Linked DNA regions of Homo sapiens: region 2 is linked to region 1. A link is a loop called in an ENCODE intact Hi-C map of the cell type or tissue named here. Cell type or tissue: IMR-90. All regions are shown on one strand. Each heading gives the region's core, and the rest is flanking DNA. Links, peaks and the distances in the headings are about the cores only. Region 1 has its middle 51 kb from the start of LINC01104. Region 2 overlaps AFF3 (ALF transcription elongation factor 3).

The links. Hi-C counts contacts between places; a loop is a spot of excess contacts. Peaks named below come from ENCODE experiments on the same cell type or tissue, not always from the same donor. Only the 100,000 strongest peaks of a DNase experiment are listed, where the experiment ranks them.
Region 2: a loop joins it to region 1, with 10 times the contacts of the local background. A loop is called at or near these places in 6 of 110 quality-filtered maps.

The regions. Positions count from the first base shown.
Region 1 is chr2:100,252,720-100,264,848 of GRCh38, forward strand. No RefSeq gene overlaps it. Among named protein-coding and RNA genes, the nearest start is that of LINC01104, 51 kb to the left of the region's middle. RefSeq lists an enhancer at 2,288-2,787. In IMR-90, for the core only: CTCF peaks have their summits at 8,193 (motif pointing left) and 10,326 (motif pointing right); a DNase peak (open chromatin) is centred at 8,162; H3K27me3 peaks cover 491 bases.
Region 2 is chr2:99,721,147-99,729,146 of GRCh38, forward strand. It overlaps AFF3 (ALF transcription elongation factor 3), which reads right to left. Exons shown (of 25, transcript NM_001386135.1): 11 at 5,931-5,982. Among named protein-coding and RNA genes, the nearest start is that of REV1, 240 kb to the left of the region's middle. In IMR-90, for the core only: a CTCF peak has its summit at 4,840 (motif pointing right); no DNase peak of the experiment used is centred there; H3K27ac peaks cover 1,303 bases.

The DNA of each region.
Region 1 (12,129 bases), core at 4,130-12,129:
TGTGCCTGTGTGTGCATGTGTGCACACACACAGACGTTGGGGGAAGGATACACCAGCACTCACAAACCTATTATTTTTATTATTCTTTATTATATCATACTACCTATAATTGTTCACGTCTTAAAAATAAATATGAATCAAATCCATAAACATGTTAGGATTTGATAGAGTCAACAATGGGGCCAAAGGTGGGATTATATTCACAGGGCTTTTCTGTAGTATGCAACATTTCATTTCAAAAATCCGTCCCTGGGTCCTGTCAAGTTACCATCTGCCATCCCAGGTAGAAGTCAGGAACTAGAAGAACTCGCCAAGGTTTGGGAACCTTTGCAAATTGACCACTTTTGTGCTTTCTGTAACCCAGTCTCTCCTTGCAGGGATTATCAAAGCCGTTCTAAAAGTCGAAGAGTCCTGTGTATATATGTTTTGGTGGTCAGAAGAAAGAAGCGAGTGCCCAGGAGGCAGTGTGGAGTTTTCATGGATGACCTCCCAGGCTTGTCTCCTCCTGAGCCAGGGCAGGCCGCCAGATGGGCGTTCCAGCCCAGGGGAGAGCTGTGCTCAGCGGAGCCCCAGCTCCGTAGAATGTGAGTCCCTGGGCCAGGGTGGAGGGGCCCGGTTGGTGAAACCTTGCTTCTGGCCCTGAAAAAGACTTGGCAGGCTTTCCTGCCCAGTGGCTTAGGTGGCGCCTGAGGCATCTTAGGAAAATGCTGTTCAGTTCTTTAGAACCTGAGGTCTGGAGGATCTATTAACATGCTTTTCCCTGGGCTGACCTTAGGACCAGTTCGTTTACCGACATGAAGCGGCATGGCTTTCAAAATGAACAGTGGAGCCAAAGAGAGCAGGAAAGCAGAGAGACCCATGTCCACCCTGAACGCTGGTTGTAGAGGTCCCAGCTGATCACTCCTGGTCTTGACCACTTCCCTCCCCTCCCTTCAGCTGCAGCCTCTCATGCCTTTTGATTATGGTGCTGATGAAAGCGGTGGAAGCAGCTCTTCTCTCAGCATCGGCTACTCCACTTTGCAAGGCCTGCGTTTGGGTTGTGCTTTTCAAGTAAGGAGATGTTGCTACCCTGGGAATCACATCAATGTGTTCTTAATATTTAGGGCTTATTGGTACATGCCTGCTGACTCAGTGAAGGTCCTATTGGATGACAAAAACAAGCAGACCAAAAACTCAAAGGGACTGATATGGTCTGAGTGGCCACAGCTTGATCTGGGCTCATTTTAGAGGCGCTGGGCTGTGCTGCCCTGTCCCAGGCTGCTTGCTGCACACAGCTGTTGGGCGCTGGAAGAGTGGAGAGTCGAGCGGAGGTGGGTGCCGAGTTGAAAACCCACACCAGATTTCAAAGACAAAACAAAGGAAAATAACTCATGAATAGTTTTTCTATGGATTACATGTTGAAATGCTAATTTTTAGATATTTAATATATTAAGTGAAATAAAGTAATATTAAAATTGGTTTCATCTGTTTCTCTTCACTTTTAAAAAATATGGCTACTCGATTACCCATGTGGCTTGCATGTGTGGCTGACATTGTATTTAAGTTGTCTTAAGGGAATGTTACCCTATATATACTAAGGAATCCAGGCTTAAATGAACAAAAAACAAACACCCAAAAAAACAGCAACCAAACCAAACACTCTGCCCGGATGACCCAGCTGTTCCAAAGGTTCTTCTTCTTTGTCTTTTTTTGAGATGGAGTCTTGCTCTGTCACCCAGGCTGGAGTGCAGTGGCAGGATCTTGGCTCACTGCAAGCTCTGCCTCCCAGGTTCATGCCATTCTCCTGCCTCAGCCTCCCAAGTAGCTGGGACCACAGGTGCCCGCCACCACACCTGTATTTTTTTAGTAGAGATGGTGTTTCAGCATGTTAGCCAGGATGGTCTTGATCTCCAGACCTCGTGATCTGCCCATCTCGGCCTCCCAAAGTGCTGGGATTACAGGCGTGAGCCACTGCGCCCGGCCTTATTATCTTTTAACCAATGGTGGTGGGAGTGGCTGGCCTGAACAAGGGAAGCAGGAGGTGCATTGTCTATAGAGAATTTAAAATGAGAAGAAAACTAACTCAAGTTTAGCCCTCTTTTCATCACCACCACAAGCTCCGTTGTGAACAATGTCAGTCCTGAATGACGGCTCCCTGCCCAAATGGGCGGCTCTCGCAGCCCCTGCCCGGCCAGATGTGTCATGTCAGGTGACTGTGTGGTACCTTGGTGTGACTCTTGGCCTTTCTCCCGTCTGTAGAGGGGCCCTCTGGATCCAAGTGGCCATGGCTAGCTTCCTACAACCCAGCCTTCCTGACTTCTCCCAATTTCCCCTCAGCCTCCCGGCCTTGGGCTCGCTCTCCAACGTGAAGTTCTTGCCTCTGCCTTGAATCAGGACTCTGTGGCCTCACCACCACCTGCTGGCAAGCTCCTACCCTTGCCTCAGGACCCGGCCTGGCCTCTCCCCTTCGGTGAAGCCCTTAGCGTCTCGGTCAGTTGGGGCTGCAATAACAAATTACCATAGACTGAGAGGCTTCAAGATAAACACTGATGCTCACAGTTCTGGAGGCTGGAAGTCTCAGGTCAGGGGCCACATGGTCAGGCTCTGGCGACGGCCCTCTGTCAGCTTCTCATGTGTCCTCACATGGTGGAAAGAGGGCAAGAGAGCTCTCGGAGGTCACTTTTATAACGACTCCAATGTCATTTATGGGGGCTCCACCCTCATGCCTCAATTACCTCCCAAAGACCCACCTCCCAGTACAAAGCCATTACACTGCAGGGTTAAGACTTCAACATGAGACTCTGGGGGGCACAAACATTCGGTCCATAATTGCCCATCCACATGGAACGCCCCATCTGTTCATCCACTGCGCCTGCTGCACACCTTAGGGTTGCACTTTAGTATTGCGTTATAATTTTTTATCATTAAGTAGAGCCAGACTACTTGGGTACACACCCCAGATCTGGCCCTTGAGAGCTGTGTGAACTTAGGCCAATCACTTAACCTCTCTGTCCTCATATATAAAATGGGGTAAAACCTCAGTTTCCTCATATATAAAATGGGGTAATAGTACCTCCTCCACGGGGCTGCTGGGAAGATGAAATGAATTAATATCATACAGTAGCCTCTCTTGTCCATGGCTTCATTTTCCACAGTGTCAGTTAGCAGTCATCAATGATGGTTCGAAAATATGAAATGGAAATTTTCAGAAATAAGCAATTCCTAAGTTTTTCATTGCTGCCATTCTGAGCAGCATATTAGACTCTTGTTCTGTCCACTCCCTCCATTTGTCTCATCATGCCTGCATTTCACCATCTCGCTCATCGCAGGAAGGGTGAGTGCAGTACAATCAGATATTCTGAGAAAGAAAGAGGCCACATTCACATAACTGTATTACAGTATATCGTTAGAATTGTTCTATTTTGTTATTAGTTGTTAATCTCTTTCTCTGCCTAATTTATAAATTGAACTTTATCCTAGGTATGTACATTTAGGAAAAAGCAGTATTGTAGGATTTGGTACTACCTCAGTTTCAGGCATCCAGTGGGGGTCTTGGAACTTTTCTCCCATGGATAAGGGGGTGACCGTACATGGGGCTAGAATAATACCAGGAACAGTGCATGGCACGCTGAGCTCCATGGAAGGTGCTAATATTAATATTGGGGGCGATGCTGTGTCTGTCTTCCCTTGAGGGCAGGCCTGGGCTTTGCTCACTTTCCTGTACCCGGGGCCCATCACAGAGCCTGGGCAAGGGAGGTGCTTCATTGTTGTTTTCTGAGTTAATATGTTGTTTTCTGACTAAGTGATAAGAAACAGATGTTGCAGCGAGTCTGCTATGCCCTGGGGCGCCCCTTGGGACACTAGGGTTGGCTGCCACCCCGGCCCCCACCTGATCTCTGCTGGTGCCCCCAGTGTCAGGGGCCGCATCTGACGGGGAGGCTGCATTCCGACCTCTGCTTGGGGGCCACAGGCTGACATCCCCTCTGCTCCCACCGGTCCCTCACTGGCCCCCAATCGCTCCTGACCTCCAGTCCTGACCCCGCTCACCCACCACCCTGCCCACCTCCTGGGCCTGCGCTTCCTCCCACAGCCCTTCCTGGAGGGCAGGGAGGAGGAAACGCTCTTCTCAGGGATGAGGGTCCACTGGGAAGGGGGTCCCCTGGGTTCAAAAGACCTTTGTTGTCCCCACGACAGCTTTGGTGCTTCACTAAGTGTCCTGGGGCTGCAAAAAGCATAGAATTGAAAAGCTCCTAGATGAGGGTTCCCTGGAAAAACAGAACCAATAGAAAGTGTGTATCTGTATTCACAGAAATATAGTTATTCTAGGGAATTGGCTGTCGCAATTGTGGAGGCTGGCAAATCCACAGGCCTGATGTCCCAGTTAGAGTCCACAGATGGAAAGTTATTGGAGAACCAGGAAAAGCTGATGTTCCCATTCAAATGACAGCAGTCAGGTAGGAGAGGCACCCTCTTCCTCAGCCTTTTTATTCTATCTGGGCTCTCAGTTGATTGCAACCCCCTCACCTCACATTAGGGAGGGCCATCTGCTTTACTCTCTCTATTGGTTTAAATGTAAATCTCACGCAAAAACAACCTCACAGAAACACCTGGAATCATGTCTGCCTAAACATCTGGGCACCCTGTGGCCCAGTCAAGTTGACACATAAGATTGGCCATCACAGCTCCTCCCAGGTGGGTGCCAGGGAGTGATGAGGAAAGGAAGGGCCCGTGCCAATGAGAGAGACCAATAAGTGGCATTGATTTTCTGGCTCAGATCCTTAGTTGTGCCACTGCCCCCTATACAACCCTGGGCAAGCCAACTTGTCTCTTTGTGCCTGTGTCTCCATCTAGGCAGTGGGGCCAGGCCAGTGCCCACCTTGGAGGCAGCACATGCAAAGGGCCCTGAGCTGTCCCTGGCACCCTGGGTGGTGTCATTGGTAGTTTTATAGTGTGGTTGGGACCCTGGCCAGAGAAGCTGGAGAAATTTGGGGCAAGGAGAATGAGGAGTGAGCCAGGAAGGCTCCCAATTAAACTAAAAAATCACTGCCGTGGCTTTGCATCTTATTTTCTTTTATTGCATTTTAGCTTTTGGATTTAGGGCCTTTTGAAGGTGAATTTCATCAGACTGAAGAACTGTGTGAAAACCTGCTTTTTCTGGACTAAATACACACAGGCGGGTCAGATACCCAGGACGCCCAGAGCCCTCCCTCTACAAGGCATGGGCGTTCCTCCTGCCCTCCACCTTCCAGATGCCAGGGTCTTCAGGGTCCTGCATTCATGCAGGGACGCTGAGTCCAATTCAACTACCTGCTCTCTAATCCCAGCTCTTTCTAGCGGGGCATTTTAGGTGATTCATGCTGCAGCCTGCACGAATCAAAGCTAAAAATAGGCACATTTTCATGGCAAGAGAAAACAGAGTCCTTAGAAAACACGACTCCCGGAAAAACCAAATCAGTAATCCAGACTCGGCGGCCCTGGGCGGATGACCAGTCATGGGTTCAATTTGTATTTCCTGAGCACCTACTGTATACAGGGTGCTGGGGGTGGGGCCCTTTTCTCTCTTCTCATGGATCAGAAGGAAGGAATTTCCCCTCCTTTGTCACCCCAGGAGAGGAGCGCCTTCTCATCTGAAGTTTGAACTTGACATTCACGGTCCATCGTTCACCTGTGGGCACAGTGCTCCTGCCCCTCCCACTCCTGGCTCCATGCTCACGATCCTGGAGGCATCCTCCTGGAGGATGCTCATTCCACAGATGTGCCCAGATAATGTAAGATGCATAGACTTCGTTGGCCTAAAGAAAATGTCTTCCAATTAAGCTGTCTTCCTGCTAGCATTGTCTCTTCAGAGACACCCCATGGGGTCTGGGGGGCAGAGAGCTGGGGACGGCATTGGTGTAGGGCAGGGGTAACTGGCTGGGGTGGAAAGCCTGCTCCCCCAGTCCTCAGATGTGTGAATGGCAGCAGGGTCACCTAAGCTCCTTGAGTCTGCCTTCCCTCCTCTGTAAAATGGGATAATAGTTGTGGAGCCCATGGGCTTGCAGTGAGGAGCCCGCAGATGTCAGATGCTGTGGCTGTCCTCGTCATCATCATTATTAGGACTGCTATTATGATGGCCCCACCAATGGCGGTCTGTGCATTAGCCATCTGAGGGGTGTCCAAAGGCCACGGACTATCCCCACATCTGCATACATCCTTGTGGTACTTTCTCTTTTTTAAGGTTCTTAAGAATGCATGCAATTTTTTTTTTTTTTTTGCAGGTGAATCTGGGATGGGACCTTATTACTCCCCTTACACCACCAGTAAAAATTGGCACACCTGATGAACTCATCGCTACCCACTGCTAGATGCCAGAGCAGGGGATGGAGGAATGAGCAAGTAGCACCTGGAGTCTGATGGGGGGCAGCAGGAAAGGTAGGGGTTGGGAATGCCGAAGAAGGAAGGGTCACCTTAAGGAAGCTGGTGCTGGGGGCAGACTTCACCAACAGGAGAATGGCTGAGGCATGGCCACAAGCCACCCTTTCTCTAGTGCAGTGCTTTTCTGACTCTCGAGCACATGCGTGGCTGCTGCAGGTTTGTTAGAACCCAGCTGGCTGGTCCCCACCCGAGAGCTTCTCATTTGGCAGATCTGGGATGGGGCCGAAGACTGCATGTCTGGCAAGTTCCCAAGCGATGCAAACATGGCTGCTCTCAAGAATGAGCTTTGAGAACCACTGTTTAAACCCATAATCTTCAAGTGTTTCAAAGCCAGGGATTGGTCAAATGAAATATTTTGGAGGCAAAAATAAAGCAATGAGGCCGGGAGTGGCGGCTCACACCTGTAATCCCAGCACTTTGGGAGGCCAAGGCGGGCGGATCACTTGGGGTCAGGAGTTCGGGACAAGCCCATGCAACATGGTGAAACCCCATCTCTACTAAAAATAGAAAAAGTAGCTGGGAGTGGTGGTGTGTGCCTGTAGTCCCAGCTACTTGGGAGGCTGAGGCAGGAGAATCGCTTGAACCCGGGAGGTGGAGGTTGCAGTGAGCTGAGATCGTGCCACTGCACTCCAGCCTGGGCGACAGAGCAAGACTCCGTCTCAAACAAACAAACAAAAACAAACCAAACAATAATAAAGCAACAAACAAGGTGATGGTACAGGGCTTGGCAGTGCCAGACACTTCCTAAGGCACAATTCCAAACCAAATGGAAATTCTGAAGTTCCCCCTTGGCTTTAGACCAGGCATCAGACAGCAGTGAGTCCAGGCCTTGTGTTGTGCATCTTAAAAGAACTGGTTCCAACCACATAGTATTCAGGATTGGGTGTCCCAGCAATCTGTGTTTCAGTGAACCCAGATGCTTCTGAGTGTGTGAAGGCTTGAGAGGCACTGGCATATATCACTTATAGTGGCTTCAGTTACCTGCTGATGCCCATACCTGCAGCTGTATCTCACCCTAGGTGGCAGCCTCAGGTCTCCTGAGCTCACAGCCAGCTCCACCTGCACCTGCCTTTCCCAGGCTACTGAGAACTTACATCTGAACATATAGCTGAGCTCAGATCCTTCTCCCCAGCCTCTCTTCTTCCTGGGCTCCCTAACCCGAGAAGAGCATGGTCATGTACTAATTGCTCACTATGTGCCTTGCACTGATAGGCGCTCCATATACATTAACTCCAAACCAAGGTAGATATTAGAATTCTCATTCTATAAATAAGGCTTTCAAGTCTCCAAGAAGTGAAGCACCTTGTCCAAGGTCACCTAGCCAGCAAAGATTTAAACCCAGGCCTGGGGCCTGCAGCACAGTCCTTTGACTCTACCACGCTACCTGGCATCATGCACCCAGCAGACCCAGCAGACAGAGCCAGAAACTCACTCACCATCCAGGACCTGGATTTATTGCATTTGATATTCACACCTTTTTACAGAGAGGATCTACAGATTTCATCAGCTGTGAACAACAACAAAAAGAGTACGTAGGAATTCCAAAATCCTGTAATAACAATGAAAATCACGGTAAGAGTAATATTTTGGAAGACTGTTCTCTGGTTCAAGGCCTTACACTAAGCGCCTTCCCGCCTGGCCGTGGGGAGGGACTTAGCATGTCCCAGGCAGCTCAACTTTGCAGAAAAGGAGCATCTCCCATCCCTTCCACAGGCAGCAGCTTTCTCCAGTCCATGCTTCAGAGACAGAGGCACCCTGCCGAAGTCCCTCCATTCCTGAGGGTGCAGTGACCCCATGTGGCCAATTCCAAATGTAGCCACTTGATGGACATTGGGCTGTGACTGCTATTTCTTCTTCATTTAAGCAATTCTCCAATTGCTGTCTTTTGCTGAAGTTTTGCTTTCATTCCACTGAGGAGGAGAGGCAACAGAGGCGGCTTGGAATGGGAAGGGCGGGGCTGAGCTTGCAGGGACAATGTCCACCTAGCCTGCTGGCCACAAGGACCCTCCAGCTCTGAAGGTGCGCTGAGAGCGACCCCTTCGGGCCACATTGGAGGGGCAGCAACAGGTGATCTGGATGGCTGGCCTGAAGCCTTCTAGGCCCCAACCAGGCTGCTGCATCGCAGAGAAAGGAGAGAGAGAGACAGATGAGACCAAGGAAACTCTGCACTGAGTCACCCCCAGACTCAGGAGGGGGAAATGGGGGGCTGTCATGTGAGAGCTGGGAGGGCCCATGGGGTTATCAAAGTCATGGCCACATTTTATAAAGACAGCGAGGGCCAGAGTGTGACAAGGTCTCTCCTTAAAGCCGCCCACTAATATGTGTGAGCCGGTGAGGAACTGCATGTGGCTGCTACCAACATATGCCGAGTCACAGGGGCTTCAGCTAGGTAGGGGTGTCTTTCTCTTATGTAATCTGAAATTTCTCAGAAGCAGGTGGTCCAGGGCTGCTAGGGAGGCCCCACGATGTCATGAGAGACCCCAACTCTGTCTTCTGCTTCACCAGTCCTAAAACATGGCATTTCTCCACAAGCCTACATCATGGTCACGACATCTGCTTCAGCTCCCCTCTCACTCCTGAGTCCCAGGCAGGGAAAAGAAAGAAGAGGGAAAGCTCAGAGGCTGACTGTCAGAAGCATAAGCTTCCCCTTCAATAGCATTTCCTGAGGTTTCACCCAATAACTTCCTTTTATCGTATTGGCCATTGGAACTGTAGTTTGTAAGCTGAGCGTATTCCTAGAAGGAAGGAGAGAATGAAGATATAGATTACTAGAGGCCTCACCCATCTCCACTCGGGATAATAACAGCTACCATTTCTTTGGAGCTTACTATGTTTACATGAATTTATCTATCCTCAGAATAACCCTGGCAGATGAGTTTGTTATCCCATTTCACAGGTGAGGAAAGTGAAGTTTAGTGAGCTTAGGTTAACTGAACCACACCTAGTGAGGGCTGGGGACAAAATCTGAAACTAGATATGACTCAAATCCTACAGTCTTCACCTTACAGCACCTAACAAAGGGGCAGAGACACAGGACTCAGGCTTCCAAAGCTATGTTACAAAGCCACTCTCCCTTGGCGTGGTAACCACTGATACTTCCCTGTAAATGGAGGAAGCAGCATGAAAACAGGCTTTTTGAGGAAGGAGCTGCGGCCGCTGTCACCATTGTTGGGAAGGACAGAGCACTATACTCGGTTTGTATCTAGTAAGCAAGTTTGCCCAAGAGTTCATTTCCCCAGACTCTTAATCCATTCTCTGACCTGCTGTCACTCTTACAGACTCCAGGAGAAACCTTCCACATATCTGTGAAACTAGGTGATTTTGGTTTCACCATGATCAGTAAAAGATAATCAGTTCATCCTCTTTTACTATTTATACAGCTGTGTCCAGGATTTTGTAAAAAATCTTTTAAATGTACAATAAAGGTAAATCCTTTGGCTTTGTGAAAAGGTCCTTGGCTTCATAAAAGGACTCATTCCAGGGCTCCTTTAAGTGAAGGTCTCCAATATCTTTAAATATAAAATATTTTAAAGTAATAGCCACTCAAGAAAGAGGCCTGAGCACAGAGAAACTTAAAGCTAGAGTGTGTGACACAGCGCCACCTGAAGATCAAGCGGAGATGAAGAAGGGTAGCTATGTAGGTCAGCGGGGAAATGGAGCTGGTTGACAACAGGATCTTCCAACTGGCCTCTTTGACAGAGGGACGTCCAACTCTGCCTAGGGCATGTGACAGTGGAGAGACATCTAGGGTGGTCCTGCTTCACAATGATATGGCCTATGGTTTGTCGTCTTGAAGCCATTCGTCCTGGGTTCTCAGCGAAGCCTTGTCAACGTCGCTGATGTATCCCAAATCTTTGGAAAGCAGGGAAATCCTGCTCGCAGCTCATACCCGGGCTCTCCAGTCCCCTGCAGTACTGGAGGATGTCCAGCAGGTGGCGCAAAAGACAAGGGCTCGCCTTACCCATCTCTTGTCCTTATGAAGGAAATTTGACCAAAATGACAGCCCCCTCCTTCCTTCCCCTCCCTCCTTTCCTTCCTTCCATCCTCTCCTTCTCTTCTGTCCCTCTCTTTCTTCTTTATTCATTGAATCATCAAGTATCCATGAAAGACTACAAGCAGAGCTCTGTGCAAGATAATGGGGGGATGAATTAGGACAGGGTCCTTTGCCTTTGAGGAACCTGGAGTATAATAAAAAAGTAAAATAATAAACAACCGAAATACAAGAGGTGGCACAGGCTTCTGAGGGAGCAGTGTCACTCTTGAGCTGTATCATCGCAGCCTGCAGGTTCTGGAGTCAGACCAACCTGTCTTGTCTGTCTTCTGGTCCCGATTCCACACTTGCTGCAACCTTGTGCAAGCGCCTTAATGCCTCAAAGCCTCCGTTTCCTTATCTGTAAAATGAGGATAACAATAGATTGTCCTATGACATGTTCATAAGGTTGGCATAAGGAGTTAACATACCTAAAACATTTAGCACATTTTTAAAAAAACCAAAACGTTATTTAAAACATATAACTCATTCGTTCTTGCATGCATTCATTTATTCTATAGGCATTTGCATGACAACCATGTGAAGAAGGCTGTCCTTGTTATTATAGGAGGTACAAAGTAAATAGAAGGAATACTTCTCAGTGTGGGGATTTGCAGTCAGGGTGAATATTTCTTCAACATCTTCTTGAACACTTTTCTCTGTGACAGTCAAAATCAGCCTGGACTGAAAAGAGAAGAAAGCAGCCTAGCTGTTAATCCCGCTGGGAGGACACACTCTGATAAAGCCAGCTGCAGCATCCGCCGAAAATGCCATTTCTCCCGGGGTCAACCTATAGCTGGAAAATGCCAGGATGATCTCCCTTGAGTGAGCACTGCTTCCTCACCAATCGTGCCCTAGAGCCGCTTTGCTGCACCCCTCTTTTGCTACGAATCCCCAAATGCTGAGCCCTCCTTGCTCTTGCTGGCACCCAAACAGTAGTCAATCCTGCTGTTCCTGAGACTGTCTTGGAAACAGCAGCCAGCACAGGATGGATCCCACTTCCTCAGACCCTCATCAGAGTCTCCAGGGAGAGCCCAGACCTTCTAGAAGGGGCTTCCCTCCCCCTCCCCCACCAAGTGTGCAGCACTCCCAGATTCTAAAGTCATGTCAGTCAGTGGCATTTTTCGGACCGAGGGGTGCATGGTGGTCTTCGGCAGATGGAAACTCACTTTTGCGAGCTCCCTGATAGCGGGGTGCAGGCCTCCACCTCCTCAGAGGCCCGCATGAGAAATCTTGGCAGGGAGGGAGGCAAGGGAGGAACGGGGCTCAGCTGGAATCCTGACTTCAGCAAAGGCGATGGAGGAAAGTTAAGGGCAGTGGCTGCAGTTATGTGAATCAGATGCAGCCCCAGCAGAGCTTCTGGTGCCCAGGCTGGAGCACCCCCAAGTGCCCCTTGAGCTATGAGCATCCAGCGAGACACTGGGCGTGCACAGCCTTATGGTGGGCTGTGGCATCGAACCACTGAATGAGAGAAGGTCTCTAGTAGAATCCGCCCTTCCTTCCTCCCCTCCCTCCTGCCTCCATCTTTCCCTTCCTTCTTCCCTCCCTCCTTCCTTCCACAAGCATCTTTGTGCAGGAACTGTGTTGAGTGTTGGGGGCACAGATGCCTCTGGCCAGTCCCCACATCCCCAGGCTTCTGAAGATTTCATCATGACACAGTGACAGTGGAGGGACAATCTCCCAGGTGGGGCGGCATCTGGGGGCAG
Region 2 (8,000 bases), core at 1-8,000, 540 kb before region 1:
TGTAGGCCTACTGGAAATGAATTCTCTCATATTTTGTACATCCCAACATGTCTTTATTTTACTGTCAATTCTGAAGGATATTTTTGATTATTTAGAATTCTGGGTTGGGTGTGGTGGCTCATGCCTGTAACCCCAGCACTTTCGGAGGCCAAGGTGGGCGGATCATGAGATCAGGAGATTGAGATCATCCTGGCCAACATGGTGAAATCCTGTCTCTACTAAAAATACAAAAATTAGCTGGGCATGGTGGCACGCACCTGTAGTCCCAGCTACTCAGGAAGCTGAGGCAGGACAATCGCTTGAACCTGGGAGGCAGAGGTTGCAGTGAGCTGAGATAGCACCACTACACTCCAGCCTGGGGACAGAGTGAGACTCTGTCTCAAAAAAAAAAAGAAAAAAAAAAAGAATTCTGGCTTGACAGTTCTTCCTTTTTCTCTTTTGTCTTTCAGCACCTTAAAGATGCCTTTGCACTGTATTACATATTTGTGATGAGAATTCTTCAGTTAATTGTATCTGTGTTCCCCTGTGTATAAGATATTATTTTTCTCTGGCTGTCTTAAAGATTTTCTTTTTCTGTTTAGTTTCCCATAATGTTCCACGGTGTAGTTTTATTTGTGTTTATCTTGCTTGCAGCTTGCTGAGCTTCTTGAATCTATAAATTAATGTTTTCATCCAATTTGGGAAGTTTTCAGCTATTATTCCTTCAGATATTTTTTCAGGTCTATTTTGTCTCTCCTCTCCTCCTGGCATCACAATGCATGTATATCAGACTACTTGATATTATCCTACAATTCACTGAGGCTCTGTTGATTGTTTTTTAATCTTTATTCTGTTTTTCACATTGAACAATTCTTACTGATATGAGTTTAAGTTTACTGATTATTTTTTCATTTCTATGCTTCATTTATTTCAAATGTTACATTTTTCAGTTCCAGAGTTTTCATTTGGTTATTCTTATTGGTTTCCATTATCCTGCTGAGATTCTCCTTCTTTTCAGTCATGATGACTATGTTTTCCTTTACATCCTTGGACATATTATAGTAGTTGCTTTATAATTCTTGTCTGAAAATTCTAATATCTAGGTCACCTCAAGATCTATTACAGTGGCTATTTTTTCTCTTGATTATGGGTCACATTTTCCCACTCATATGTCTTTTAAGTTTTGGTTAGATAATGAACACTGTAAATTTTGTTTTAGAGATTCCAAACTCTCTTCTTTTAAACAATGTTGATTGTTTTTTGTTCTATCAGGCAATAAAATCTCTAGCTGATTAGCTTGAGCTTTTGGGTACTTAGTGTTATACTTTGTTAGGAAGGATCTGTTTCGGTTTTGCCCTTAATGTTACGGTGACTCCTTTACACTGAAAGCACACACCCCTTCTGGGGTTTCAATAGAAAATCTGAGGCATTTACCAAGCCCCTCTAACTTGGGTGGGATTCAGATTCTGAACTTTGTAGGCAGTAGCTGTAGGCAGTAGGCAGCAGCTGAAAAGAGTCTCTGCTCAGCATTTTTGGCTTTCTAGTTATTGTTTTCCACTACGCTCATTGGCATATTCCCCACACATATGCAGTTTAGGGGTTATTCAAGGATTGATGGAAATTTATATACAGAATGGAGGGCTCTCTTCTTTATGGCTCTTTTCTTTCTGTGACTTACTCAATTCCCAGCCACTCTGGCAGCCCTAAACTCTATCCCCTGACACCTCAAGCCATTACAGCTGTGGCTTTCTCCTTGAGTTCTAATTGTTCTTTGTGGACTGGGGCATGCCTTCATGGGAGAAGCTATATAAACATAGTTCTCACTCTTTCAAGGATCAAATGACCCTCTTTCAAGGATCAAATTTCCTACATTCTCTGCCTTCTTTTAGTTAGACTATGAATAGTTTTTTTAACAAAAGTATTTTGTCCAGAGTTTGTAACAGCTATCTGCAGGAGAGTTAGTCTAAGATAGGTTCTTCCATCATTAATATAACTGGAAGTCTGTCACAGACATTTTAATTTGTGCTTTTGTGTGTGCACGCATGTTAAGATTAAATCGCTCCTTTCATTGCCCTGAATGCTCATAGGATCACTAAATAATATATATTGAAGGATTACTCGGGTGTTGTCCAGACTGTGTCATACTGCCAAGCATTGACCATCTGAAACCAATCATGATCGATCTCCCGTTTTTAAAGGAGGCCATGAAGAAAGATGCTTCCTTAGGAAATAAGCTCTTCTGTTTGGAGACTCCCAACCTTGTATTACAATTTAAGTCCATATAATGGCTTTAATGACTCAGGGTCATAGAGTTATACAGACAGAGGGATGTATAGGCCTTACTGAAGCCACACTGGTTCCACCACACCATGAATATGAGAGAGGCATCTTTCCCAGTGCCCCATGCTTGCTAGCCCTGTTTTCTTCGCTCTGCTCCACTCCTGCAGCTGCCATGGAGCCTATTATGTTTCATGTTTTACTTAGGCTGTCTCCCCTTTTCCCATTTTCAGAAATCTGTGTACCCCTGGTTCTGTTTACCTGACTTCTGAATCACTCTGATTACTCTGCCCCTTAATGTTACAGGCCAAACTACTTCTTCCCAAAATTTATATGTTGAAATCCTAACTTCCAGTGCCTCAGAATGTGACTTTATTTAGTGACAGGGTCTTTACAGAGGTAATCAAGTTAAAATGACGTCATTAGGGTGGGCCCTAATCCAATATGACTGCTGACTATATAAACAGACACAGAGATAGACATGCACAGAGAGACGATGACGTGAGGACACGTTGGGAGGAGACGGTCACCTACAAGCGAAGGAGAGAGGCCGGGGATAACTCCTCTCTTTACATCTCCCAGAAGCAACCAACCCTGCTGACACCCTGACTGGGACTTCCAGCCTCCAGAACCATGAGAAAATAAATTTCTGTTACTTTCGCCACCTACTTGCTGGTACTTTGCTCTGGCAGCCCTACCAGATCAGTATGCTTGCCACTTAACAAATCCTCTGCTCCCAATTTTCCTACTTGATTGTGACTCATGGCTTTAGTTTGTCTCTTGAGACCCACACCCCCTCTTGGTATGGAAAATGGGCAAAAATCAGAAGGTTTATGCTCTAACTCCTCACTTCAGTGGAATGACCTTTCTTTTTTTTTTTTTTTTTTTGAGACACAGTCTCATGCTGTTGCCCAGGCTGGAGTGCAGTGGTGCAATCTTGGCTCACTGCAACCTTCGCCTCCTAGGTTCAAGCAATTCTCCTGCCTCAGCCTCCCCAGTAGCTGGGATTACAGGCGCATGCCACCACACTCAGCTAATTTTTGTGTTTTTAGTAGAGGTGGGGTTTCGCCATGTTGGCCAGGCTGGTTTCAAACTTCTGACTTCAGGTGATCCACCCACCTGGGCCTCCCAAAGTGCTGGGATTACAAGTGTGAGACACCGCACCTGGCCTGGAGTGACCTTTCTGATCCTCAGATTCCTTATCCATAATATGGGGATATTGTTTCTATCCTACCTACCTAAAAAAGCTCAGATAGATGCTGCACATAAGAATGTAAAATACTACACAAATCAAAGGCATCCTGAATCTCACTCTTTATCCGTAATGTACTGTACCTCATACCCAATTATAACAGAACCTCTGTTAGAGGTCTCTTGAGCGGTTTCAAGTTCAGAATTCTCCATTCATAGGAGAGATGCTTGCAACCTGTTATTTCTAGTTTAAGAGGCAGGTGCCTAAGAAACCGTTTTGCTCAAAGAGGCAGGAATATGGGGTGATGCTTCAAGCTCCCATTGTTTTTATATTTCCAGAGGGTTTAAAAGTAATTCCTCAGACAACTTACCTATTTTTTTTCTTTTTTTTTTCTGAGATAGAATCTCCCTCTGTCACCCAGGCTGGAGTGCAGTGGTGCGATCTCTGCTCACTGCAACCTCCGCCTCCCGGGTTCAAGTGATTCTCCTGACTCAGCCACCTGAGTAGCTGAGATTACAGGCACGCGCCACCATGCCCAGCTAATTTTTTTTTGTATTTTTGGTAGAGATGGGGTTTCAGCATGATGGTCAGGCTAGTTTCGAACTCCTGACCTCGTGATCCGCCCCCCTTGGCCTCCCAAAGTGCTGGGATTACAGGTGTGAGCCACCGTGCCTGGCCAACTTACCTATTTTCATAGATGTTATAAGAAATAAGGTACAGAGTAAAGCAAACCAGTGCTTTTAGGCAATAAACTTTTTATTTTTTTATTTATTATTTTTGAGACAGTCTTACTTTGTCACCCAGGCTGGAGCACAGTGGCATGATCCTGGGTTTAAGCTATTCTTGTGCCTCAGCCTCCCGTGTAGCTGGGATTACAGGTGTCTGCCACCACACCCAGCTAATTTTTGTATTTTTAGTAGAGACGAGGTTTTGCCATTTTGGCCAGGCTGGTCTCAAATTCCTGGTCTCAAGTGATCTGCCTGCCTCGGCCTCCCAAAGTGTTGGGATTACAAGCGTGAGCCACTGAGCCTGGCTGGGAACGGACATTTTAGAAATACGTAAGGGAAGGAGAACTTTAGAAGCACATCCAACTGCCTTAACCAAATGGGTGCCTACTGAATGTGATTTTTAACTATGTAAAATTAAATGTAGGATGCTAGTCACTTTCCAACATACTTTGTATATTCTTTGTCAGTCTTTAAAATAATTTCATTATTGAGAATTTGAAAAAATTGTTTCTACAATTAAAACTTTTATAAAATAATTTATTAAAAAATACAACTTCCCCCAAATAGCTTACATTCTGGTTGCATGAATTTTTATGCAGTTTCTACTGTTACTCAAAAGAACTGAATTTTCAATGATTCTACCCTTTTCAGTTCTCTAGAATGCCTCCAGATGGCATTAAAAGCCTTTCCCATTATATTTTACAACACAAAAAAATTAAAAATTAGTAACATTTTAACCATTTAAGACCAGTCACATTCATTATAACATCTGAAAGCAGGACAATGGAACTATTTAAACTTTTAGGGAAGTATCTTAAGAAAGACAAACATATAATCATATCTCTTATGAAATACACAGCTCTCCTATTCAAGCCAAAGGATCTTTCTAGACAAAGAAACAGATTTTGGACAAAATAAGACACTCAGTATTTTACCACAAACTGATTTCCAATCAACAGCACTTAAAAAATGCTGTTTTTTAAAATCCTGATCCCCATACAGATAAATTCACAAAGCCTATCTTATAATAAGAAAACACATGCCACTGCTCATAAGTGATAAAAATAAAGATTTTTAAGGAGCAAACCTGTTATTGACTCTTATGGAACTAAAATAAAGTCACTTGTTAGCTCATGAATTTTTTAATTTAAATGTTGGTATATCAATTTGGCATCAAATTAATCAGTAAAAATATATTTGGATTCCTTGAATATTGAGAAGAAACAGACAAAACATAGAGTGAGGAGCACATGTTTTATAAGGGCCTTTTCTTATGTTTTTAAAACTGCTTTTGTTAATTCAAAAAAGAAACTCTTGAGATTCCAGAGATATCGATAATTGTGCTTTTCACATAATTCCAAGGTGAGGTTGCAGATGGCAAGCTTCTGAAATGACCTTGTTACTGCACAGCTGTGTGGGACAGCATACCTCCCAGTTTAAGTGTGAAAAGTTCTGCAATTCTTAAGATGATGCTGAAAGTCTCCAACCAAATCCCCCCAGCATACATGCTCAAATCTCATTACATTTCTACTTCATAAAGAGAAGCATTTGCATTTTTCAAGATTCCTCTTACTCTGCTAAAGCATAAAAAATGCATCTGCACCCAAAGCATTTAGAAAGACATTATCATGAGAAAAGAGAACCATGGGCTTCCTTCCATCATCATTATTACTATTACAAGATACTTGCACTATCTCATTTTATGAGGCATATTTAAGAACAGGCATCTCTGATAGAAAATGAAAGAAACTTACGATGTATTCGATGTGCCATTGTCTGGACTCTCTGGCTCTGCATCACCTTTCTCTTAAAAAGGAAGCAGAAAAAAATACCGACATATGAGTCTTACAGTCTTTAAGATTTAAGAGAGATTAAATATATTTCCATGCTCCTATTAACAATCTTTCAAAATGTGTAGCAGGAGGCTTTTAAAACATCTTTTATTGTCTGAGAACCGGATTTGCAAAATAATTTCTTTTCTGCAATGCAACTGCCCAGGCACAAATCTGTGAGTAGGTACTGAGGAGCTATTTGCAAACAACCAGAGGCTTGGAGTGGAGACTTTGCCAGAAGATGAATATCTTACAGATGGAACCTGTTTCCTTCCACTTCACTTTACAGAAAATTTCAGGAAATAAATCCATTGGCATTCTATATCCAAGGCACTTTGAACTTTGATTGCTTCTGCTAACATAAGCCAAACCAGGTCAGGCTGAATCAGAACTTGGAGGAAAGAATTTTTTTTTTTTTTTTTTTTGAGGCAGAGTCTCACTCTGTCACCCAGGCTGGAGTGCAGTGGCACAATCTCGGCTCACTGCAACCTCCACCTCCCGGGTTCAAGCAATTCTCCAGTCTCAGCCTCCCGAGTAGCTGGGACTACAGGTGCCTGCCACCACACCTGGCTGATTTTTATATTTTTTGTAGAGACAGGGTTTCACCATGTTGGCCAGGCTGGTCTCGAACTCCTGACCTCAAGTGATCTGCCCGCCTCGGCCTCTCAAAGTGTTGGAATTACAGGCGTGAACCACCACGTCCGGCCAGGAGGAGAGAATTTTTACTGAACACTGAGGTTGCACTGTAGGTCCCAAGATCCCCCTATTTTATACCCCATAGAGAGCCCTGGTGGCAGGTTTTGGGGCCCCTAGCTTAAAGCAGAATGAGATGTAAACCAGAAATCCTTTCTGACCATCTGAAAGGCTAGTTAAGGAAATGCTTCTGTGGGCTGTGATCACTGAGGAATTAACGAGTTGTACGTAGTTGGGGGAGCTTGGAACCAGTTCACTTCTTGTAGTTTACAGTAGGCTTAATGTAATTCCTAATCCTTAATCAATTGGTGGTTTGAACCATGCATCCTCATTCTGTAAGGAGTTTCTTTGTATTTCCTTGAGGCTTGGAGATGGAAGAAGTCACTGATAACTGAGAGCGTGGGCTCGTGTGTTTCCTGATGGTTGTGCAGAGCCAATACACCCCAGAGAAGGCTGTGAGTTGCAAGAAATAGGACTGTGGTAGTAACTTGGTTTGCTATGCTCTTTCAAGTCAGGCCTGGAGATCTCTAGAATCCCTTGGTCTACTGCTCACGTCCTTGGGCCCACACATTGTACCATACCCCTTTTGTCAGCTGTCAACATTAGCTTGTCGTCACCTAGTCCCAGGAATGACTCCCTAAATTACATAATGAACATATCCCAAAGGTATTGCCCAAACTGAACTCAAAAGCAAACTTTATATGTCCTTCTCTTTTTCTTATAGGAATAAACAGTTGTGAGAAAAAGAAGACACAGTTTCTACAGTTCGTACATCTATCTCAGACATTTATCCAGTGCCAGAACAGCTATGAGGGACTTTGGCTAAAAGCTGGTCAGATGAGGGGGAAAAACAAAAAAGCCACAAAATCTATTTTAACTGCCTTGATAACAAACATTGATTAGGCAGGGCCTCAATACATATAAAACCATGTTGGAATAAAGGCTAAAGTAGCAAATTAATAAATTTGCTTTAAAGCTCATTCTTGTATATTTTCTTTTGTCTTCCAGGCAAGGTCTGTGGTGCACTCATTTAGGAGGCAAATAAGGCCTGTTCAACTGGTTTCAGTGCTGGAAAATAATTTAGTACTTTGCAGAAACATTTTTTCCATGGACTAACCACAATCCCTCTTGTAATCCTAAAATAGAGAGTTATAACACCTGCATTATATAAGACAAAACTAAATGGAAGTATATTTTTTTTCTCAAATATATGGATCCTTTCCCCCAACCTGCTTTAATTTGGTGAAACTGGTTACTTTCCCCAGTCTCTAGCCTGCAGTAGTTACCACATTCCATCTT